Linked DNA regions of Homo sapiens: region 2 is linked to region 1. A link is a contact called in ENCODE POLR2A ChIA-PET data. All regions are on one chromosome and are shown on one strand. Each heading gives the region's core, a stretch centred on a gene start or an enhancer-like site at or near the end of the contact. The rest is flanking DNA. Distances are from core to core; before and after follow the strand shown. Region 1 overlaps MAN1C1 (mannosidase alpha class 1C member 1). Region 2 holds the start of TRNP1 (TMF1 regulated nuclear protein 1).

Evidence for each region. ChIA-PET counts read pairs that join two places held with the same protein, here RNA polymerase II (POLR2A).
Region 2: POLR2A ChIA-PET joins it to region 1 with 10 read pairs in BJ. The contact joins the promoter of TRNP1 here to the enhancer-like site in region 1. POLR2A ChIA-PET finds 5 or more read pairs at or near these places in 2 of 52 experiments (BJ and H1).

The regions. Positions count from the first base shown.
Region 1 is chr1:25,700,767-25,707,334 of GRCh38, forward strand. All of the region lies in intron 2 of MAN1C1 (mannosidase alpha class 1C member 1), which reads left to right. Among named protein-coding and RNA genes, the nearest start is that of MAN1C1, 87 kb to the left of the region's middle. RefSeq lists enhancers at 2,753-3,253, 3,254-3,754, 4,880-5,855, 5,856-6,568. Within about 2 kb of position 3,750, at least 7 of the 41 ENCODE cell types and tissues checked have a DNase peak (open chromatin) inside an H3K27ac peak, as active enhancers do.
Region 2 is chr1:26,989,959-26,996,526 of GRCh38, forward strand. TRNP1 (TMF1 regulated nuclear protein 1) reads left to right here and starts at 3,734. Exons shown (of 2, transcript NM_001013642.3): 1 at 3,734-4,654. The coding sequence starts at 3,829. The coding sequence ends at 4,512. RefSeq lists enhancers at 720-1,014, 2,592-3,093, 3,094-3,593, 3,347-3,506, 3,731-4,231 and silencers at 3,647-3,976, 4,007-4,066.

The DNA of each region.
Region 1 (6,568 bases), core at 2,500-4,999:
GACAGACATCAGTAAATTTCTCTGTGACAGGTCGGGGGACAGGCCAGGCCAAGCGTAGGAGGCCCTGCTGGGCAGTGTTGGTGCTGCAGATGGGGTTGGGGTGGGAGGCGGGGAATGCAGGCTTGGAAGGAAGAGGCCTCTTGGGGCATTCGGCACCAGCCAGGCACCCCCCAGATGGCTGTCTGCACAGGGCTGACTTCGCCATTAGGCTTGGCGCCTAGGGCCCACAAAAATGTTTTCATTTTAATTTCTTTTAAAATCCGAGGAGAAAAAGCGAACATGATAATGAAGCCAGCCTGGATTATATCCATCTTTATGCCAATGCAGTTGTCAAGGATCATTTTAATATTCGTTTATGGAGGAAGGGGCGGCAAAGGCACCATTGCCGGGACCAGAGGAGTCATTGTGCAGCCCTGCCCTTGGTCCTTGGCTTCCTCCCCAGCCCAGGGGCCTGAAAGCCTGCACCTGCTCAGGCACCATGGGAAGGGTCCCTTTGCATTGTTGTCACAAAAGCTGGCAAATAAACCCACTGAGAACTCGAGTTCTAGTGCTGGGCAGGAAGGGCATAGCCATGGGTGCCCACCGGCTAGTGCAGACCCCTTCCTGTGAGTTTCATGTGTTGCTTACAGTAACTCTGAAGTGGGTGTCATTCTGATGAGGAAACTGAGGCTGAAAGGGAGGTGACTTGCTCAGGCCTGCACACCTGGCAAAGAGGTGTGCAGCAGGTCACAGCCAGGCTTGTCTGCCTCCAACGCCCACATTCCCTGTTTCCTCTGCCTCAGGGACTGGGAACTGCCCAACAGGCAGGACCTCCTATTCAACTTACCTTGTGCAGCAACACATGGTATTGGCCCAGGTGGCACTTTTTGGGGTATTTGGAGATGATAAACAGCAAAACAGGGTCTGTGTGTGTGCCATTGATTCAAAGGGCGTGCGATGTGCCTCTGTTGACCCTATTCATCTTCACCCTTGTGTCCCTCCTCCCTTGTTAGGCTTTAAAAATAAAGCCATGATTTGGAGCAGTGGCTCACGCCTGCAATCCCGGCACTTTGGGAGGCCCAGGCGGGTGGATCACTTGAGGTCAGGAGTTCAAGACCAGCCTGGCCAACATGGAGAAACCTTAACTCTGCTAAAAATACAAAAATCAGCCGGGCGTGGTGGTGCACACCTGTAATCCCAGCTACTTTGGAGGCTGAGGCAGGAGAATCGCTTGAACCTGAGAGGCAGAGGTTGCAGTGAGCCTAGATCTCACCGCGGCACTCCAGCCTGGGTGACAGAGCTAGATGCTGTCTCAAAAAATAAATAAGTAAATAAAAGTAAAGCCAAATTAGTTAGTTACATCCCCCAAACCAAGAAGGATAAAATCCCAAACACCCGAGAGGAGGCTAATGCATGACGATCGCCGGCCTAAGAGGATGTCCCCGTGGGGCTGCTTAGAAAGAACTTGAGCACCCAGATGGACCAGGGCAAGCCGCTTCTCATTCTTAGCCAGAGCTGACAGCAGGGCCCACATCGCCCCTGGCAGTGTGGCTTCATCCGAAGGGCCTTGAATTCCCAGGACATGAAACTCGCCCAGATCCAGATGTAAGTACAAAAGTGGGTCCCACAGTCAGTGGAGAGGCACGCTCCCTGGGCTCTCCCAGGCTCTGAGGGTCGGGGCTGCAGCTCTTCCTTCTCCTCCAAGGAGCAAAGCCAGGCAGCTCCTCAGGGCCCATCCCCCCAAAACATACCAGAGTCTACAGCTCAACTCACTGAAATGGGGAGGAAGCAAAACCCTGGAGGGAGGATCCCAGGGATTTGAAGCAGTTAAACAGAAGCACAGGCTTTGGCACCAGGGGGCCTGGTTCACCATTTTCTGGCTGTGTGACCTGGGGCAAGTGAATTCACCTTTCTGTGCCTCAATTTCTTCTGGAAAAATAGGAATTATAGTACCTACCTCATAGGGTAGTTGTGAAAATCCAATTAGTTAATACACTGTGAAGGGCTTAAAGTAGTACCAATAAATAGCAGTGGCTGTCATCATGATTACCATTATCTTTACCATTAGTATTGTCAAAGCTGCCCAGGGAAGCAGGAGAGTTGGGTGGCATCTTTGCGTGCCAGTGACTGCCTATGTAGCGTTGGACAAATCACTTTCCTCACCCTTCCCTGGGACTCAGACTCTGTGAATTGAACAGTTTGGATGAATTTGTGCTGCTCTTCGCCAGGAGGAAGCATCAGAATTGCCTGCAGGGCTTTTGCAAATGTAGACTTCCATGTTCCGTCTCCAGAAATTCTGGTTCATTGGGTCTGGAGCTGGCCCAGGGATCTGCATTAAAAATAGCATCTCTGTTGATGGTTCTGATGCACAACCCAGGTTGGGAGCCACAGTTAACCGGGTTAGGATCCTGAAGTGATTGGTCCCCTTCCCTCACTCCCATTAGCTCAGGTGGTGTTTTAGCAAAGGGGAAGCTCCTGCCCTCTCTGTGGGTGCTGAGGCTGTTGCCTGGGTGGGGGTCCCACTTTACTAGGTGTGGCAGGTCACCAGTTCCACAGGAAGCAGTGGTGGCTGGAGAACAGCCCTGAGGCGTGAGTGGAGCCGGCACATCTAGGAGTTTTCATTCAGCTGATGTTTGGTGAAAGTGGGATCTGTAGGCTGGGCGCGGTGGCTCACACCTGTAATCCCAGCATTTTGGGAGGCCAAGGCAGGCAGATCACCTGAGGTCGGGAGTTCGAGACCAGCCTGACCAACATGGAGAAACCCCATCTCTACTAAAAATACAAAATTAGCCAGGTGTGGTGGTGCATGTCCGTAATCCCAGCTACTCAGGAGGCTGAGGCAAGAGAATTGCTTGAACTTAGGAAGTGGAGGTTGCAGTGAGCCGAGATCGTGCCATTGCACTCCAGCCTGGGCAACAAGAGCGAAACTCTGTCTAAAAAAAAAGAAATGAAAGTGGGATCTGCAGATGGGAGGAGAACAACTGTGAAAATGAGGTGTCCTCTGGCCATGTGATGCCTGGGGGCTAATCCTACCTTCAAGGTATCACAGGAGATTCTCCTCACTGCTTCTGAAGTGTGATTGAAAGGGGCTGAGGTGTGGATGGATGTCAGCCCTGCTTTCCTTCATGGCCACCCAGAAGCTTTTGGATGCTTTGGGTAGGACAAACCTCCAAGGAGCTTTTGGGTCACAAAGGGCCCACCTTCTTGGGCACTGGCGGGATCTGTCTGCCCAGTTCCTGGTTGCCCAAGCCCATCCCATCATCCAGCCTGCCCACAGACGCCCCTGCCACATGCTTCTGGCTGCCTGTCCCTTCATCCCGGCTCCTGTCTCTCCTCGTCTCCCTGATCAATAGCAACCAGCCAGGAAAGCAGTCCCGCAGTGTTTCAGGCCCACTCCTTTAATCTCTCCCGAGGCTGAGAACAGCCTCTTTCTAGCCACCCAGCCCCTTTATTAAACTTCCTTCCTGCCCCCAGTCCTGCTGCTGCCTTTGTGAGGTAAGTTGGACTTGTGTTTCTGTCTTTGGAGAACAGCTCTGCAATAGAAATGGCTTCCTGAAGGCAGGAGCTGCCTCTGAGCTGCCTCCAAGCCAGCCTGGGGCCTGCAGTACAGATGCTGGGAATGGGCGGCCGACAGAACCAAGCCATATCCTATCCTTAGACCCAATCCCAGACAGCAGGACCATGTGGCTCCCAATGTGGAGATAAGAGGGAAGCAGTAGCGACATCTGGGCATCACTTGGCAGCGTGGCTTTGGCTGCTCAGCACGTGCTTGCTAGAGAATCCCTGATGGCTGTTATGGCTTACACATTTAACCACTTCCCTTTGGTACATGTGTAGAGGTGCTGGGTAAGCATCTTGTCAACTTTAACACAGCTGACAAAGTTATGACACCAAGAATGCTTAGACTTTGCAGTTTTCCCCGAACTCCGGCTGATCCTGTTAAAATGTCTCTCCTTACAGAGAGCTGATTTGTGCCCCCAAATTTTCTCATCTCAGCAGGCAGGGTCTCTTTGCCAGAAAAAAGAAAAATCTGTTGTCATCCAGATACTCTGATTTAGCATTATCTGAGAGGAAGGCATGTTTCCTATCTGGTTTGTTGCTGATTTTCCAGTTGGTTTCCGTGGGACGGAGCCATGGAGAAGGATGCAGGAGGATAGCTGGAGACACTTGCATTTTTAAGCTCCTCTCCTCCAATGCAAAGCCTTAAAATGCGTGGGATTTTCCCTCTTGTTAAGGCTGCAGTCTTCATGCCTCTTCTCAGTTGGAGAGTGATAAAGTTTGAACAAATCCCTTTATTTATGTTGGAAGTATCTGAGTGTGAAAATCCTTTTCTGCCCTTAAAATTACTCGATCCGTTTTTTTCTCTTTTTTAAATGATCAGTTTAATACATGCCCATTATAGTGAAATTAGAAATTACAAACAAGAACCAGAAGGAAAAGTTGCTGAAGTTCCACTACCGTGTATCCCTGCAGATGCGTTCCCATACAGATGAACAGATATAAATCTGTATTTTGAAAAAAAGGAAGAAAGGAAAGAGAAGATATGTATTTCTGCATACACAGAATCATTTGATAAATGCCGTCTTGTGACCTGCAGTTTCACTTTTCAGTATTTTGGGATCTTCTGAAGCTGTCAGATGGTAAACACCTGAAGTGTCATAGTCGATGGCTGTCCAGTATTCTATCACATGGATGGACTGTTGTTATATAGTCTATTATATTGCATTTACTGGACATTTAGGTTATTTCTGATTTTGGGCCAATCTAAGCACTGGTGAGATGAGTGTCTTAATTTGGGTCACTAATCTTTACACATTTGCCTTAGTGTTGTCTTAGGATAAGTTTTTAGAACAGGACTAGCTAACATTTTCAAGCATTTACCACGTGCCACTCTGCTAAGGGCTTTAAGTATATTATCAGTCAGGCATGGTGGCTCACGCCTGTAATACCAACACTTTAGGAGGCCAAGGCAGGAGGATCATTTGAGGCCAGGAGACCTGGAAAGTCTACGACTTAGGGAGACCCTGTCTCTACAAGAAATTTAAAAATTGGCTGGGTATGGTGGCACATGCCAGTAGTCCTAGGTATTCAAGAGGCTAAGGTGGAAGGATCACTTGAGCCCAGGAGTTTGAGGCTGCAGTGAACTATGATTGCATCACTGCACTCCAGCCTCGGTGACAGAGCAAGACCCTATGTCAGATAAATAAATAAATAAATAATCTATTGAATCTTACACATGATTCTATACAGAAATATCCACATTTTACAGATAAGGAAACTGAGTCATGGAGAGGTTGGGTACCTTGTTTGGGGTCACACAGCTGGCAAACTGCAGAGCCAGTATTGGAACCCAAGCTCTCTGACCCCAGAAGCTTCTGATGCAAAAGGTTAGGTCTGTTTAGCCTTGCTGCATGGTATAAGGATGCCTGTCCCTTGCTTCCTCTCTTCCAGCTCTTTACCCTGTGGTCTCCTGGAGTCCTCTCACACCCACACTTGCATAACAGGAACAGGGAAGGAAGAATCGGCAGTGTTTGTGCCATGCCTGAAGGATCACAAAGCATTGTCCCACATGACCCAGATGTGCATCTAGCACCCCTTCCTGGATTCTCAGTCCCTGGGAGGTACCTTCTAGGGAACCATCCAGAGACGGGAACATGTGGCCACTGGAGACCTGCCTTAGGGGAGTTGTGGGCGTGTTGGTCGGGGCTCAGCCAAGTTGTGCTGGGAGAGTCTGTGCTCTCCCTAGACCAGGTTCTTTACAGAGACTGGACTCTGGCGGGGGGGAATCCTTGCAGGCCATTCTAGGGAGAGTTGGACATGCGCAGGGCAGCCTGGGAGTCTGAGTCCTCAGCAGAGAGTGTTCTGGGAAAAGAAGAATGCTGAGTGAGATACAATGCTAGACAGGGGATGTGGGTGATTTACTTGGTGAGAATGCCCCTAGACTGGGCAAATCTAAGGCCAGGGCCCTGAAGCGGGCCACCTGTTTTGCACAGACTACTCACCTGCAAGCACTTAAGACAGGCTTGTGGCCCAGAGGTAAGAGCAGAGCCCTCCTCTCATGACCCTACTAGGCCTGGCTGTTTGTCAGTGGCTCTGTCCTTTGGGGATAATCAGAGTTCCAGCTGCCTGTGCCATGGGGAACAGGGTGTGGCTGGTTCCAGTACACAGGCAGAATAGGGCATACCATCTCCAAGCAGCAGGGGCTGTAGGATTCCCACCTTAGTTGCCTTGCAGGGAATGTCTTGGTCCAGCAGAAGAGACAGAATGGGGAGGGCTTGCCCTCCACTTGGCCCAGTTATCTCTTCCCGATTTATCCATAGATTGAGCTTGATGATCCAGACTCATATTCATTCAACTAATCACATGAGTTATTTCTGCAATTTGGGTCTTCAAATAAGTACACTTGGTTGCTGAATATGTGATCAGCCACAGATTTCTTATTCTTTAAAACTCAGGGAGCGGAAATGCCAACGTATAAAGCCATCAGCACGAGGCAGAGATTTCCAAAGCACTAAAATCACACCATTCAAAGTGCTGGCCCCTGGACTTACCGTCAAGCTGCCACTTGGCCCATCAGTGCTCTGTGCAG
Region 2 (6,568 bases), core at 2,484-4,983, 1.3 Mb after region 1:
TCTCTTTCTTTTTTTTTTTGATATGGTGTCTTGCTCCTGTTGCCGAGGCTGGAGTGCAGTAGCGCAATCTCAGCTCACTGCAACCTCTGCCTCCCAGGTTCAAGCAATTCTCCTGCCTCAGCCTCCTGAGTAGCTGGGATTACAGATGTGCACCACCACGCCTGGCTAATTTTTGTATTTGTATTTGTATTTATTTATTTATTTATTGAGATGGAGTCTCGCTCTGTCGCCAGGCTGGAGTGCAGTGCCATGATCTCAGCTCACTACAACCTCCGCCTCCCGGGTTCAAGCGATTCTCCTGCCTCAGCCTCCTGAGAAGTCAGGACTACAGGCTTGCCCCACCACGCCCAGCTAATTTTTTGTATTTTTAGTAGAGGTGGGGTTTCATCATGTTGGCCAGGATGGTCTTGATCTCTTGGCCTCATCATCCACCCACCTCGGCCTCCCAAAGTGCTAGGATTACAGGTGTGAGCCACCGTCCCTGGCCATATTTTTGTATTTTTAGTAGAGATGGGGTTTCACCACATTGGCCAGGCTGGTCTTGAACTCCTGATCTCAGGTGATCCATCTGCCTCAGCCTCCCAAAGTGCTGGGATTACAGGCGTGAGCCACTGTGCACGGCCTAAATTTTTCAATTCAGACAAATGTTTATTGAGTGCTTTATGGGGCCAGGCACTCTGCTTGACTTCAGGGGATTCTAGTGATAAGCAAAACCAGTCAAGGGGGAGAGACTATTAATAATTAAACAATAAACAAATACATACATATGACTCATAGGAAATACCACAGAGGATAGCAACAGGGAGCATTGTCAGAGAACAGGGAGGTAAGGAGTGACCACGGAGTGGGTCATATCTGTGTTTGAATTCTTGCTTGGCCATTTACCTGCTGTGTGAACTTGGGCAAGCCTCTTCACTTCTCTGGACTTTGGTTTCTCATCAGGAAGAGACGGCTATCAATCTCCCTTTCTTAGGGATGATATCACGAGACAGAGAACATTCATTCCTTCAATAAATATATACTGTGCATCTTCTCCCACTCAGATAAATTACTTGCCCAAGGTCACCCAGATGGGCAGTGTGTGTTGGTTTTCAACCCGGGTCTGACTGGTTCTCTGGATCTGGCCAGTGGTTGGGGGTGGAGATAAGTCCTAGTCTTCTTCCCCTGAATCAGTCCTTGAGGAGTTGGGAGCAGTGATCTGCCTCATGAAGGCAAAACACCTGTCCATCTCCCCACCACCATGGCAATGAGGGGCTTCTGCCCTGAGAAAGACCTATGATTGCATGACACAAAAGAGACTGTTCAAAGGGACACCATCATTCAGCAGGGCAAGCCTCCTTGCTGGGGGCAACCTGGTAGCTCCTGAGCCTCCCTCATCTTCACTGAGCCCCTCCAACTCTCTGAGTTCCCATGCCCCTCACTGAACCTCCCTTCCCCCATGGCGAGCCTCCGCCAGCACCTTTGCACACACTCAGCCCCTTCCCCCTACTGAGCCCCAGCACAGTCACTGAACAGCTCTTCTTCCCCTCTGACTGAGTCATCCTCCCAAGCCCTCCCCTTCCCCTCACTGAGTCTCCACCACCCCTGGTCACTGGGCACCCTGCTTCTGACCTCCTCCCTCCCCCAACCCCTCCACCCTTCCTCTTCACTGAGCCTGGCGCCTCTCACCCACCCGCCTTCCTCTCCCAGCCGCTTCTGAGCTGCCTCTTTGGAGCCCAACTGTCTCGCCCACGAGTCCCCATCACTCAGTCTCACTCACTCTAAGACACCTGAAAGCAGTTAGAGAACATGTGTTCATGGGGGGAGGATGAGGCTCTATCATCATCCTGCACATCATGCAAGCACGCCATCTGCCTCCTCTTCAGGCTTCAGCAGTCACACTGGCCATACCTTCCGCAGGTCCTCCTGAGCCCAGGGTCTGCTGCAGTCCTTCCCAATCGGGTTCAGAGCTGGTTTCTGGACCCCTGGCCCTTGCCCCCACCCACCACAGAGACCTCCCATCTCTGATGCCACCTTCAAGTAGATGGAAACTGAGGCAGGCCCATGGTGTCTGAGCCAGTGTTTGGTATGGCAGGGTCATTTCTGTTGGGGGAAAAGTGGGCAGGGTTCCATTCTATCATTTTGTCAGGGCCAGATGAGAAGTGTCAGATAAAGTCCCACATAAAGAACGTCCCTCCACCAAGAGGACTAGACCCAGGTATCTGAGCCCCCAGAGGGCATGAATGGCTGAGCTCGTGCATTTCTGTCCAGATTCAAAAATCTGGATTCAGCCACCAGTCGTCAATAAGACATTGGGCAAAGCACTACTGCCCTTCAGGGTCTCAGTTTCCCCTTCTTTATTTTTTATTTTTATTTATTTTTTGAGACTGAGTCTTGCTCTGTCGCCCAGGCTGGAGTACAGTGGCACAATCTCTGCTCACTGCAACCTCTGCCTCCCGAATTCAAGCGATTCTCCTCCCTCAGCCTGCTGAGTAGCTGGAACTACAGAGGTGCGCCACCACACCTGGCTAATTTTTTTGTATTTTCAGTAGAGACAGGGGTTTCACCATGTTGGCCAGGCTGGTCTAGAACTCCTGACCTTAGGTGATCCACCCACCTCGGGCTCGCAAAGTGGTGGCGGAGCCACCGCGCCCCGCCAGTCAGTTCCCCGCCCCCGCACACCCCCCTTCCCCCTTCCCGCCCCCGGCTTTTTTTTTTTTTTTTTTTTGAGACGGAGTCTTGCTCTGTCGCCCAGGCTGGAGTTCAATGGCGCGATCTTGGCTCACTGTAGCCTCCGCCTCCCAGGTTCAAGCGATTCTCCTGCCTCAGCCTACCGAGTAGTTGGGATTACAGGCGCCTACCACGACGACCGGCTAATTTTTTTCTATTTTTAGTAAAGATGGGGTTTCGCCATGTTGCTCAGGCTGGTCTTGAACTCCTGGCCTCAGGTGATCCGACCGCCTTGACCTCCCAAAGTGCTGGGATTACAGGCGTGAGCCACCGCGCCCGGCCAGTTTCCCCCTCTTTAAAATGTGTAGGAACACCGGCTGGGAGGAGTAAACACGAGCCGGGGCAGGGAAAGAACTTTGCACACCGTGGGGTCCGGGGCTCCTCTGTGATGCCACCAAGGTTTGCAGGCTCAGCGGCAGCGCTGAGGTATTTGTTCTGCGAATAAAGCGCTCTACCTATCGTGGAATCAGTCCAGCTAGATCCCCGTCCCACCAGGACGGCAGTCGCCCCTCTGCGTTAACCCTTCCACTGCCCTAGTGAGGTGGGAAAGGGGGTCCTTGAGAGCCCTATGGCCCAGGAGAGACCGGGCAGAACTGATTCGGCCAAGGGCAGCATGAGGTGTGGGAGGAGCACGGCACAAGGAGTCAAGCCTCCTGCGTTCTAGCCCAGGCTCTCTTCGCACAGAGGCCTTAGGCAAGACCCTCCCCCGGATGGAGACCGGATTCCGTGAATTTCTAAACACCAGCTACCAGAGCTTATGACTCTGAGGGGCCAAACCAGGGAAGATGAGGCTCCCTTTGCACCCAAAATTTGGGGAGAGGCGAAAGGGGACCGGATGCCCTAGCGGAGCAGAATCCGGCGAAGGGCAGGACCTGAAGGGTTTGGGGAATGCCCTGAATGTGCAGAGCGCGGGGGGGGGGGGGGGGGGCGGGGCGGATTCAGGGCGTGCCTGTCTCTGATTGGCTGTGCCGCCCGTCGCTCCGCCCCGTGTTCTATAAGATGCGCGGACGGCGGGCGCGCCTCTGGGGTGGGGGCTGTGGCCGTGTCTAGCTGTTCGGGTGTGCTGTGGTCATCCTCCCTGCGCACCTACAGCCGCAGACCGCCGGTGGGGGGCGGGGGATGCCGGGCTGCCGCATCAGCGCCTGCGGCCCGGGGGCCCAGGAGGGGACGGCAGAGCAGAGGTCGCCGCCGCCGCCCTGGGATCCCATGCCGTCCTCTCAGCCCCCGCCCCCAACTCCGACCTTGACTCCTACCCCGACCCCGGGTCAGTCCCCGCCGCTGCCGGACGCAGCTGGGGCTTCAGCAGGCGCGGCCGAGGACCAGGAGCTGCAGCGCTGGCGCCAGGGCGCTAGCGGGATCGCGGGGCTCGCCGGCCCCGGAGGGGGCTCTGGCGCGGCTGCGGGGGCGGGGGGCCGCGCGCTGGAGCTGGCCGAAGCACGGCGGCGGCTGCTGGAGGTGGAGGGCCGCCGGCGCCTGGTGTCGGAGCTGGAGAGCCGCGTGCTGCAGCTGCACCGCGTTTTCTTGGCGGCCGAGCTGCGCCTGGCGCACCGCGCGGAGAGCCTGAGCCGCCTGAGCGGCGGCGTGGCGCAGGCCGAGCTCTACCTGGCGGCTCACGGGTCGCGCCTCAAGAAGGGCCCGCGCCGCGGCCGCCGCGGCCGACCCCCCGCGCTGCTGGCCTCGGCGCTGGGCCTGGGCGGCTGCGTGCCCTGGGGTGCCGGGCGACTGCGGCGCGGCCACGGCCCCGAGCCCGACTCGCCCTTCCGCCGCAGCCCGCCCCGCGGCCCCGCCTCCCCGCAGCGCTGACCTCCACGCCCGGACCCCTGGCCACCCCGACAAGCTTCGCCGAGGTGCCGACCGACCGACTGATCGCGGACGCCGGCTGGAAGGACTACGGATCCGCAGGAAGAGGCAGTTGGGGGCCAGGGGCCCAGTAGAGGAGGCTGAGGTGCGGTCTTAGCGGCTGGTGCGTTCGAGGGTCGGTCATGGCGTGTGGGGGGCTGGTCCAGGGCCCGGGAACTCCCTTCCCTGGAGCTTCTGGCGTCTGCTGGGTCCCTAGTAAAGCTGCCACTTTCTGTTGCCGCCTCTCCCGACCATCTGGAGAGTGAGAGGTGGTAGCATCAAGTCTCCATTATAAGAGTTGGACTCTTGAGGGGGCTCAGATCCCAGGAACGGGTTGGCGGCAAACTTTTACCACTTGGAACCTGCCGCACGGATGCAGCACCCCCCATCCTCACCCCCACTTGCGTGGCCTTTCCCGGGCCCCTCGGAGCTGTGAGCAGTCTTGCCCTTGAGGATGCTGCTTCCTGGCGCCGCCCAGCTCCGTGCCTTCGGGAGGACAGAATAATGAGGCCCCAGGATGGGGTGGAGGCTGGCACAGGGCTGTACCACTGAATTCCCCCTCTAGGCCTGTTTCACCTTTGGGGAGACGGAATCCCAGAGAGGTTTAGGATTTGTTCTCTTCATACTTAGGCCCTTCTTCTTCTAGGAGACAGCTTTTCTTATGCCGTCATGCAGGTTCGCAAAAATTACAGCCTGACTCACATAACCAGGACAGGATGTCTGGCACCTGCTCACCCAGGGATCCTTACATAGCAGAACCTAGAGGCTTAACTCCCAACCTGTTACTAAGATGGCTCGGCCAGGTTGGAACCAGGTGATACCCTTTAACAGGCCCCAAGGGGGCAGGTGTGGTATCAGCTTCCAGAAAGGGGGGCCTTAAAGAGCCAGATCTGAGGTGAGATCTGCTTCTCTTCCTGTCCAGATGCCCTTCAGTCTCCCATTCCTCTGTCCCCACTGTGAATGACCTGGCTACCACATTGCTGCTCACCAGCTGAGTTAATTTCACTCTCACTTATCAGTCTGCGAAGTGGATCTCTTAACCTCCCAGAGGGGCTGTGGTGACGTTAACCCAGGGCAGAGGTCCTTCTTCTTCCTCACTAAATCATGGAAAGATAATTTTTTTGTTGTTGTTGTTTGTTTTGAGACAGTGTTTCGCTCTTGTTGCCCAGGCTGAAGTGCAATGGTGCGATCTTGGCTCACTGCAACCTCCACCTCCCGGATTCAAGCGATTCTCCTGCCTCAGCCTCCCAAGTAGCTGGGATTACAGGCATGTGCCACTATGCCCATCTCATTTTGTATTTTTGGTAGAGACCGGGTTTCTCCATGTTGGTCAGGCTGTTCTTGAACTCCCGACCTCCGGTGATCTGTCCGCTTCGGCCTCCCAAAGTGTTGGGATTACAGGTGTGAGCCACTGCACCTGGCTGATAATGTATTATTTTAACTCACACCTGGAAACAGGCACTGCTTTTGCTGATAGAGCCATGAGCTAATTTAAAGTCCTACTTTTGCAGGGTGGAGAGGGGATTTCTCAAGGTCACATGCCAGTGAGGGAAGAATCAAGGTCCCTGGCCTGTGTGTGCACCTCCCACAGTACCCTGGGCAGGGGCTAGGGAGAGTTGTCCTCTGGATCCTGTCTGCTCTGTGACTTAGAACAACTCTGCCCCCTCTCTGGGCCTCTTTCCTCAGTCCCTCCTTGAGTCAGGGCTTGGGAATGGGGTGAAGTGGGGAGGATGCTTCCTTCCACAGGAATCTGGGAGGGTCAGGTGCACTGCTCTGATAGGCTGAGGCTTGGGGCCCTTATGGGATCCTCCCTCATCAGCCCTTCTCCCTGGATACCAAACTTTTTGGCTGGTTTCTCGGCTAACAGCAAGGCTTTCCTGAACCCTTTCTTAGCTGGGGAAGGGAGGTTCAGGAGGGAGTCTCAGAGCCTCTGACAAAGTTAGGGAACCCCAGGGAAGTAATGAAGGGGGCAATGCCATCCTCTGGTCTTTCCAAACAGGGAACACCTTCCAAAGCCACT